Linked DNA regions of Mus musculus: region 2 is linked to region 1. Evidence: chromatin loops called from intact Hi-C (ENCODE). Cell type or tissue: left cerebral cortex. All regions are shown on one strand. Links, peaks and the distances in the headings refer to the core of each region. The heading gives the core; the rest is flanking DNA.

Evidence for each region. Peaks named below come from ENCODE experiments on the same cell type or tissue, not always from the same donor. Only the 100,000 strongest peaks of a DNase experiment are listed, where the experiment ranks them.
Region 2: it touches region 1 in a loop (3-fold over the local background); 2 of 42 quality-filtered maps call a loop at or near these places.

What each region holds. Positions count from the first base shown.
Region 1 is chr16:55,466,266-55,471,668 of GRCm38, reverse strand. The region is part of intron 2 of Gm45968 (a long non-coding RNA gene); the gene reads left to right. Among named protein-coding and RNA genes, the nearest start is that of Mir5118, 26 kb to the left of the region's middle. In left cerebral cortex, for the core only: CTCF peaks have their summits at 1,715 (motif pointing right) and 2,369 (motif pointing right); a DNase peak (open chromatin) is centred at 2,410.
Region 2 is chr16:54,998,751-55,004,153 of GRCm38, reverse strand. No RefSeq gene overlaps it. Among named protein-coding and RNA genes, the nearest start is that of Gm22977, 29 kb to the right of the region's middle. In left cerebral cortex, for the core only: no CTCF peak of the experiment used is centred there; a DNase peak (open chromatin) is centred at 2,256; H3K27ac peaks cover 1,886 bases.

The sequences.
Region 1 (5,403 bases), core at 991-3,490:
TATTGGGAGCCTAAGAATGTATCTATGTCAGGATTTGTTCAGCTTTATGGGTTCACCAACCAAGCCTGTGGCATCATGGTTTTGATTTACGATGACTCACTGGGAAGGAAATTTGGTTTAAACATTCCTGAGCACAGAGGTCCCTCAGAGATGCACCGTGCCTTCCTCTATCTAATAACGTGGAACACTTGAGGGTGGGTGTTGCACATAATTTATTGTCTGAATTTACTGGATTCACATTGTACACCAGACCTGAGTTTAGAGGGGGCATTGCTGGCAACCTGGCTTTCTGTTGTTCATTTGGTTGCTATTCTGTATTATTCTGGGGAAGCAAGACAGAGGAAATCACAGAACAGCAACACACACACACACACACACACACACACACACACACACACACACTAGGGTAAGAGGTTTCACCCAACTGCTTCACGTCGAATCCTCAGGTCAAAAAATTGGTGAGAAGTATCAGAGCCGAGACCTGTCATCTCAGTGGCCGCACACTTTCCAACTTTGCTGTATATTTCATCTAATTAATTTCATGCCCCTGGTTAGACCCGCATCCGTGTTTGTTGATGCTGGAGCCGTTCTCTGCGGCAATGTTTGTGTTCTAACTCTTCTTTAGTATGAGGCCAGTGACGCTTTCCTTGTATGATTTATGACTTTCTGAGCACTTTCCCATCTCTGTCTCACTTGATTTACGCAGCGGCTGTGTCGGGGCTTCAAGCTGCTGCAAGGGCAGTCATTGTTTTATTTAACTCATCGCTTACTGCTGCAGAGCCCAGCATCCTCCATATTTATTCATCAATGATTCATTCAATGATTACACAATTTATAGTGAGGGCCCGAAGTAAGCACTGACAGATGTGAACATTCTGTGTAGCTTTTGATGAAAGACCAAATTATAATGCGTAGCGATGTTTGTATAAGCGACAGTACTGTAGGGGACTTCGGTAATTAAGAGCGATAGGATTTTACATTGGTTCTTTGGTTTTGCTGTATCATTTAAGTCATTTGATGATTGACTTTGGTCTTTTATCTTCTCCTATGACAACTGAATGATATATATAATACTCATGTGACAGAGGAGTGTTCAAATTCTTATCTTTCAAAAATTTTAGAGTTATAATAAGTGATGATGACATCATTGAATTCTAAATCTTAATCCATTTTATTGTATTTCTTTATTGATATTTAGCCCAAACTGAAATTGTTTGAATTAAGTAGAGTTACATAATAGCCTTATGTGCATTTCAGTTGATCCTTGAAAGTTTGAACCTTCTTTCTTTCTTTCTTTCTTTCTTTCTTTCTTTCTTTCTTTCTTTCTTCCTTCCTTCCTTCCTTCCTTCCTTCCTTCTTCCTTCCTTCCTTCCTTCCTTCCTTCCTTCCTCTCTCCCTCCCTCCCTTCCTTCCTTCCTTTCTTTCTTTCTTTCTTTCTTTCTTTCTTTCTTTCTTTCTTTCTTTCTTTCTTTCTTTCTTTCTCTCTCATCTCTCTTTCTCTCTTTCTTTCTTCCTTTCTTTCTTTCTTTCTTTCTTTCTTTCTTTCTTTCTTTCTTCCTTCCTTCCTTCCTTCCTTCCTTCCTTCCTTCCTTCCTTCCTTCCTCCCTCCCTTTCTTTATTTCTTTCTTTTTGCAATTTTTAAAAAGATTTATTTATTATTATGTCTAAGTACACGGTTGCTGTCTTCAGACACACCAGAAGAGGGCATCAGATCTCACTACAGATGGTTGTGAGCCACCATGTGGTTGCCGCGGAAGAGCAGCCAGTGCTCTTCTGAGCCATCTCTCCAGTCTTTTTTTTTTTTTTTTCTTTTGTAAATTTACACATATCTGCAAGTGAGGAGATACAGAAATGGACAGAAAGTATACTTTTATATTGTTTATTACTTAGTTTTACATGAAGTTTACTTTATGCTGCTTTTTAAGGTTGGAGCTGTGTTCAGAAGTTTGTGACTGACATGGAAACCATGAAGTTTTGCTTTATCAACCATAAAAATAATTTTGGTATAAAATTTGGTTTATGTCTAGGAAAAAGACTCTAATTCAAAGTTGACTGAATTTCATAAACTAAATAAGAAGCATTGTGATGTTATAGAAGCATGTCTATTATAATTTATGGCAACAATTATTTCAATTTCTTCCCTGTATTAAAGGTGCCTATATGTTTTGACATTTACATAAACAATATTTGAATAAAGGATCAGAGAAATGGATGAATTTTACTGTATAACTTGATTTTTCTCTATGAATCACAGGGAAGTTGATGAGATCACAAAAAATAAAATAGTGACAACTGCTTAGTTTTCTTAGGAGACAACCTAAAAGGTCTAAATAACATAAAGAGGAGCTAGGAGTTCCTCTCTTGGGTGAAGGCCAGCAGATGGCAGTGTGTGGTAAGGAATGGTGCGAGCCTGTCTGTTGGCTCAGAGCCAGGGGATCTCTAGCTCACTGCTCTATTCCAGTGGTAGGAATGAAGATCTAGACGTGTGAAAACCTGCAGGAAATCTGGAAAGGGAACCTTTGCCAACCGAAGATATTCAATAGATGAGACTGAATCCTGGGTGATTACGAATGGGGTGTTTGTTTATCATGCTGTAGATACCATGAAGGTCTCTCTCTCTCTCTCTCTACCCCCATGCGTGCGTGTGCATGTGTGTGTGTGTATGCGTGTGTGTATGTGTGTGTCTATATTAGCTGTACTCATTTCCTTTCACCACATTCTCTCTCAGGGATGATTTCATCGACCCCATGACTTTATTGTCACCGATAACATAATAATAATAATAATAATAATAATAATAATAATAATAATAAATAATGACCCACAGATCTATGCTGCCTAGTCTGTGTACCCTGTTTAGCATTTCATAGGCACTCTTAATTCAGCTAGTCTCCAAGCTAACTTTACAGCCTGGTTTTCCCCAAAGCCACATTCCCCCAGTGTTTGCAGGTTAACATCCAAAAGATCCTTAAAACCAGAATCCTGGGAGTCATTTTAAAAAACTCCCCTCTCTTTTCCAGTCCTCCCCTGCAGTAAACATACAGCTATCCCGCCCTAAGGTTCATTCTCTACCTTTCAGCTTTACTCCAGCTTGTTTCCCAAAGCTCAGTTCTACAGAGAACCCCAGGAATGTTCGCCGTGGATCCATTCTCACCCCACTTCTGTGAATTCTGTACAATCACAGCCACTTTAAAACATTCGGATCAGGTGGTGACACAGTGGCCTTACTTGGATCTCTGCCCATCCCTGCTCTACCGCAATAAGTGAGCTTTCTAATTCTGCTTTTGTTCTTTTAAGTTTCAAAGCTTTGAACTATGGTGTTAGTACTGTTTGCAATCACATTTCTGCCATTCTTCCTTTTCTTATATAATCTAAAAGTGATCTTATCTTTCAAGCATCACTCTGTCGTTTGCTCCAAAATTTTAACTCAGGAGACGACGTCAGGGCTCTGGCTTCATCATTTGGTACTTTTGTCTTGTACATGTGCTCATTGTTTTCCACTAGAGTGTAAGCACCAAAGCATATCCATTTCCTCCACTGCAGTGCCTTTGGTGGCTAGCACATGGCTAGGGATATAGCTGTTTTCTGTGACTATTTGTAGAATGGATGACTTCATGAATGGGGATATCTGTGAGACCTGAATGAATGACCTAATTCTATTTTATTCTATTGCCACTGTGGTGGGGATGGCCTAGGGATATAGTGTAAAAGGAGAATGCGGGTCAGTTCTCCTGGAGTGTGCTCTGTGTTCGTGATCTCTTTGTAATGACAGAAGAGTCTCAATTCAAACATGGGAGAAGGGGAAAGAAGGGACTCTTGAGAGTCAATGTGAAGTTGTCTCACTGATCTTATAAAGTATAAGTAAACCTTGCTAATCAGCAGCAACTTGATCAATATAACCAAGAGGTCTTGCGACAGTTACCTACAAGGTGAACGGTATTATAAAGCAGTACTCTTTCTTTTTATGCAGGGATTTAGGGAGGAATATAGTGTAGCAAGAAAGTATGGAGTAGCTCCTTTCCAAAAGACATTCCATGGAAATTAAAATATTTTGTACCTGTATTAGCATCATGTCAGGCACTAATGATATGTAGCGTCTGAGCACTTAAGCAGGAGGAAATTCAAATTAGGAATTCATTTCTGCATTCTGCTTAATTTTAATAATTCTATATTCATATGTCAACTAATTTAGACTTAAATTTAAATAGCTACACATGGCTGGTGATCACTATATCAGTTTGCGTGGCATAGGCAGAGAGGGTATAGGTTTTGCTGAAACGAAAATGCCTGAGCACATCAAGTCTTCCGGGTGCAGTGCCTAGCCTTACAGAGAACCTGGTTGCAACGGAATCTGACATGCTTTTAGTTTTAGTGATGCACTTTCTCCACCAAGCAAGCAAAATTAAATCTTTCTGGGCAAGAGGTAAGAGTGCATTTTTTTTTTAAAAGCAAAATATAAGGACGAAGTTTATAAACCTGTCTTTCTCTCAATCTTGGCGTATAGTCCACTCCCCCCTTTAGATTCAATATAATGGCTTTTGTGTCCTATCAGATGAAAACTGATGTCTCAACATATTGTAAACGCCACTTTCAGAAAAGCAATCAGCTGTAATACCATCTCGTCTCCTGGTATACGAAGGAGCAGGTCCTTAAGCACAGGGGTAGATTTGCTATTTATAGAATTCTGGTAGAATCATTGGATGCTTACATGATGTTTTGTGATTTAAAAGTACTGTGTAAAAATCAGCTCCTGTTTCCTCTGACACTAGTTCATAGTCAGTGGTTAGGGTCATACCTTCTTCCCAGTGCTTCAGAACATACACAGTATTTTCTGTGTAGCACTGCATATAGGAAATCCATGCCTGTGTTCGTATGGCGTATGAGATGTGCATGGAACGCCACATGATTGCAGGAGGGTTGGCCCTACGACTTTGAATGTGCTGTAATGGCATAACTAGCTCTGCTGAGATCTGAGAAGATAGTTAATTCTGCACAACTATAACTCGTTTGTCATTCTGCATCTGGGAGCTCTGCTTGGCGCTCTTGTGGTCTAGGAAAATGCTTCCCCAAATTTATTGTGTATAGGAATCACCTGTGCACCTTACATTTGCTGATTCTGATTCTGCAAGTCTGGGTTTTGGGCCAAGACCTTGCGTTTCTAAGAATCTCCTGAGAAAGGTTAATGTTGCTGGACTTAACATTGAGTAGCAAGATGCTCAGGCATAAATTTGATTTTAGTTGGGTTTTGCATTGAAATATCTGCCTCCATCACTGCAAAATGTATTCCTAAATCCTGTCAACTGTAACAGTGTGCTATCAGTTTGGCTGAAAGTGTATGGAAATACAGATTCAAATTCTTTACCAGGGCTAGGAAAACAGCTCAATACAAGCTGATAAGATGTT
Region 2 (5,403 bases), core at 950-3,449, 470 kb after region 1:
ATCAAACCATACTTTCTCTCCATTTCAGCACTAATCCATATCTTAATTTTACGTCAGTATCAGTGTGTACAGTGAACAGAAAGAAAAATTCAGAGATTGCAGATATATATTCCCCTTACCATGTCTCCTGTCTTGCTCAGAGGATATGTTGCTAATTGTTCCTGGGACTCCTGTTGCACCCTGATGAGGTTACAGAATGGTCTCCAGCATAGTGCTATGGGAGGTGATTAATAGCAGACCAGAGTGCAGTTGCTGATTAAATGTTCCTTATAACCATGAGCAAAATATGTCCTCCTCCTCTCTGGAGGACTCTAACTTGTATGCACAGTATGGATTCTGTATTATTCAAAAGAAAGCTTCAAGGAAGTAATTCTGAATGGGTTGTATATTACCAAGTCATGATGTGTTACTCAGAAATGTGGCATAAACATGCAGTGGTTCCTACTGCTTATGAAGGCCGCCTTCATAGTATGCACAGGGAATGAACCCCTATTAATGAATACTACTAGATCGTGTTTCCAAGAATGAAGGTTACCCTAATGAGTTTGATTGCCAAGCACAACAAACCTAGAGAACATCAAAACCTAATTGCTATCTCCTATTTGTCCTCTCTCAGTTCTCTCTGCCAAAACCGATTTCCCTCACTGGCTGTATTCATGACATCTCCATTTAAAAGGAAGCTCGAGATATAAGTATTAATGCATTACTCTTAATATAGTATAAAATTGAATTTAAAATTGACATTGAACTTTCTATAAGAGCTTGCAGATAGTACTGGAAGTGTCATGGACATTTTGAATAAATGAGCAAGGGATGTTTTTAATGCATATTTTCCTGGGGTATGTTTTTGAGTATTTATCTTAATGCCTTATATATAATGAATATATTCAGAAAACTTATTTTACTTCACGATGACTTTAACAAATTGCATTCTATCTCCGTTCTGCATCTACGGAGGAAACCTTGGGAAATTGTCATATGGTATGAGAACATTACATTATGTAGAAATAACCAGTCCGGTCCCCCAAACGAGCAAAATCAGATTCTCTGTTCCATTTGGTTTAAAGCTCTACCTCCCTCAGATCAGGGCTGACTCAGTACCTTCCCCACCAGTGTTTCTCTCATGATGGATAAACTTTTAAAGACTGAAGCTTTTACTCCCCCCCCCCTCCTATATTCTGTCTCTTGCATCCCTGCAAAGACTTCTACCCTGGAAATTACAGTTCTTCCTAAATTTCTTCCCCAGATTCTCTGGGATCCTCTCATGTTATAAAGAAACCCTCAAAGAGGACATCACTACAGAAAAGCTCTAGCCCAGTTTTCTCAGATATTGTCTTCTTGGGTTTTAGGGAAACTTCTGGGTCATGTTTTTCCAAACTAAAAACTGTGCTATTCATTCTTTCTTCTTGTTTTGGACAAGAGTCACAAGGAAAGTTCCCCCAATCCCAAATGGCTTACATGACACTTCCTAAGGGACTGCTTAAGTGCATAAAGCCTTTGTTCTGTGATGCCATCCAACTCACAGGCTCAAGTTGAGGGAATTGAACAAATAAGAGTTCAGTAAAGGGAAAAGTGCAGCTTGGTGTTCCAAAGAAGATGCAGGCACACATTTCTCACTGCCATTAAAAGAGAATAAAAACCATAGTTCTTTTTCCTGATTAACCCCCACTATCCTTCCATCTGTGGTAATTATTGTTCAAAATTTCTATCTGTTGTAGAAGAAAGAAGTGGCCCATGGTCCAGAGAATACAAAGGAAATTTTGGATTCGATCTTAGAAGATCCCTCGGGAATCCTGTGCTGGATACACCTGTGTTGTCTTCATCCTTAGTTTTGGACAGCATCAGAAAAACAGACATCTATGGTAGCATCCATATTGCATTAGTTAATCAACCCAGGCCTGCTGCCATGTGAGTTGGTTTATATTCAATTTATAAACTCACAGAGATAAGAACCATTAATGCCAGTTAATTCATCCACATGGTTAAGTTTCCTCTGCTGCATCAAGTCGATATCTTACTCAGTCTCTACACCTCCAGTCATGGCAAGAGCTCATTGTTTCCGGATACAGCTTTAGTGAGAAATCTGTCCAAGTGTCAAGCTGAAATCTGTTCTGTAATTTTTACCCAACATGCCTCCTTATTCTGTTCTTTGAAGCTAAACTGGACAAGCTGTTCTGTCCTGAAAAATCTTTTATGTGAAAACCTTGAAATAACTAAGGATAGCAGAGATGTTTTTCTGTTTCTTGAAGACTCAGGGTTCACATTGATTTCAGATGATCCTTAATGAGAGTGATTCAGATACTGTCAGCACAAGGACTGTTTGGATACAATTCATTTGCCAGATGGTGCATCACCTACACCAAGAAGAGTGGATATTTCAGGATACATCACTTTCAACAGCCATCTTTGGGCCCCAGAGCCTGTTTTTCTTGCAGAGTCCTACTCATTCTTTGGAATTTAGACACCTTGCTATGTAATACTCTTTTCCTTTCTGTGGTCTGGAGAGTTAACCCTGGTTCCTCTTCTCATCCCATTGCTCCCAGAAATAAGACTCAGACTCAAAGTATCTTTACAAATACCTTGACCATATAGCTAGACTTTTCTTTGACTAGAATCATAACTAAGATAACCCATTTATTTAAATATCCATTTTGTCATGCATCTAGTTACCTGAGCTTAGGTACCATATGTCTGTCTCCTCACAACATCCCAGGCAGATCTCCCAACTGGCTCTATCCCAGAATTTTTCTCCTTTCAGACGACCCACCTTCTATTTCATGCCTAAGTGATAGGGCTTTTTAATTGACAAGATACTCTCTCTACACTGATCCAAAGTGTCAGTAGCTTATTGAGCAGTGAATTACTGTATGCTAAGATCTAGGTGTAGGGAGAGTGTGCCGATCGAGGTTTTTCTGCATGGTTAGCACAGCCTAGAAATTTGATAAATGTTGTTAATTGAACAGCAACTGGGCATATCCAAGATTCCCACCAGCTTTTGTAGTGTCATATATGGATATATACAGGTCACTGTACATTTCTGGGTCTCTTTTATTTTTGTTCATCTAAACCAGGTCTGTACCATTAAGTTTGCTTTTCTTGGCTATAAGTTGCTTTTCTTGGCTACATCTGGAATTAACTAAGACTACAAAATAGAGGGGCACACCTATATGTAATTTTTGTTTAATTTGGAGTGGGAAGACACACCTTTAATCCAGATCCTTTGAGGTGGGAAGACCCACCTTAAATCTGATCTTTGCCTTCTACTGAAAACCTATATAAAAACATGGAAGAGGAAATATCGATATCCTCCCCAGCAAGTTCATTCCTTCACTGGCATTAGAGCCTACTTCTTTTGGGATTCTGATGTATGCTAAAGGCCAGCTGAGACATCCAGCCTGTCTGGACTGAACAACTACTGCATTCTTGGACCTACCTTTCATAGGCAGCCATTGTTGTATCAGCTGGACCACAGCTAGTGAGTCACTCTAACAGGTTCTCTTTCTCTCTCTCTCTCCCACTCCCCCTCCCCTCCCCCTCTCTCCTCCCTCCTCCCTCTCCCCTCCCTCTCCCCTCCCCTCCCCTTCCCTCCCCTTTCCCTCCCTCCCTCCCCCTTCTTCTCCCCCCTCTCATGTGTGTTTGTGTGTGTGTGTGTGTGTGTGTGTGTGTGTGTGTGTGTGTCTGTCTGTCTGTCACTCTGTCTTTCTCTCCATTCTATAAATTCTGTTACTGTAAAAAACCCTGTCTAACGTATTCACACTTCCCTGTTTATATTTTTAATTGTACACATGTAGTGGAAAATCAAATCTGAAAAATATATTTTAGTGAAAATAATCATAACTTATTTCAAGCTAATTTTTAGGTATGGTTTACTTAGTGGTGAGTGCTGACCCAGAGCCTCAAAAATGCTCTTCAAGTGCTCGACGAACAACCTATATTTTTATTTCTAAGATATTTATTGGTACTGAATAAGCCTCGTTTTATTGGCTATTTATCCATAACTTCCTAAAATGTTCCCAATGCATATCTAAGAATAAACAAAATAACAAAGTTATATATATTTTCTTTGGTTTTTGTTTTTGGTTAATAGCAAAGGGGGCTGTGGCAGAAGAGAGAGCTTATCATTCCTATTCCCAAATCATGAGGTTTAGAAGACTGGATCCCTGTGTTGTTGCCTGTCTACAGCTCTTCAAACAGGTTCTTTTGCTGTGTTTCTGTGTCTCCTCTTCCCCAAAGATCGCATCAACTTGTTCATTTCTGAAAGCAATCATTTGACACAAAGTCATACCAAATAGTCTCTGCAGAACTAAGCGTGTTCTCAGGTGTTGGATACTGGACAGATAGAGCAGACAACTCCTCCTCCTGGGATAGGTTATCCTTGGCGTTTTAAAGCAGTATGTAGTGTGTAAATAGATGCTTATGAAATGTACACTGGAGCTGGACATGGTGGGGCATACGTGTAATCCCAGAAATTATGAGGGAGAAATAAGGAGATCAGGAGATCTGGTCTTTCTTTGGCTGCACTTCAGGTTCAAGATAAGCCTGGGTTACATGAGCCCCTGTCTTAGAAATAGCTAAACAAATGTAATTTTAATATATTTCATTTACAATGTTTAAAGTGCCCTGGGTTGTTTTAAAGACCTTATTGTGTCCGGTCATAGTTTTAAGTGTCGGGAATGTAGCTGATAGATCTAATGTGAGGTTTGTTTTTGTTGTTGTTTGTTATTGTTTTGTTATTGTTATTTTTGTTGTTTTTTAATCTTAAACATGTCTTTCGATTTACTAGACCATTTTTATTAATTAGAATTTTTTTCTTTTTTTGTTAGATGTTTTCTTTATTTACATTTCAAATGTTATCCCCTTTCCTAGTTTCCCCTCTGAAAACCCCCTATCTCCTCCCCCTCCCATGGTCACTAACCGACCTACACCAGCTTCCTGGCCCTGGCATTCTCCTATACTGGAAAATATAACCTTCACAGGACCAAGGGCCTCTCCTCCCATTGATGACCAACTAGGGCATCCTCTGCTATATATGCAGCTAGAGCCATGAGTCTCACCATGTGTTTTCTTTGGTTGTTGGTTTAGTCCCAGGGAGCTCTGGGAGTACTGGTTAGTTCATATTGTTGTTCTTCCTCTGGGACTACAAACCCCTTCATCTCCTTGGGTCCTTTCTCTAGCTCCTTCATTAGGGACCCTGTGCTCCATTCAATGGACAGCTGTGAGCATCCACTTCTGTATTTGTCAGGCACTGGCAGAGTCTTGGTCAGCAAGCTCTTGGTGGCATTTACAATAGTGTCTGGTTTTGGTGGTTGTTTATGGGATGGATTCCCAGGTGGGGCAGTCTCTGAATGGTCATTCCTTCAGCCTATGCTTCACACTTTGTCTCTGTAACTCGTTCCATGGTTA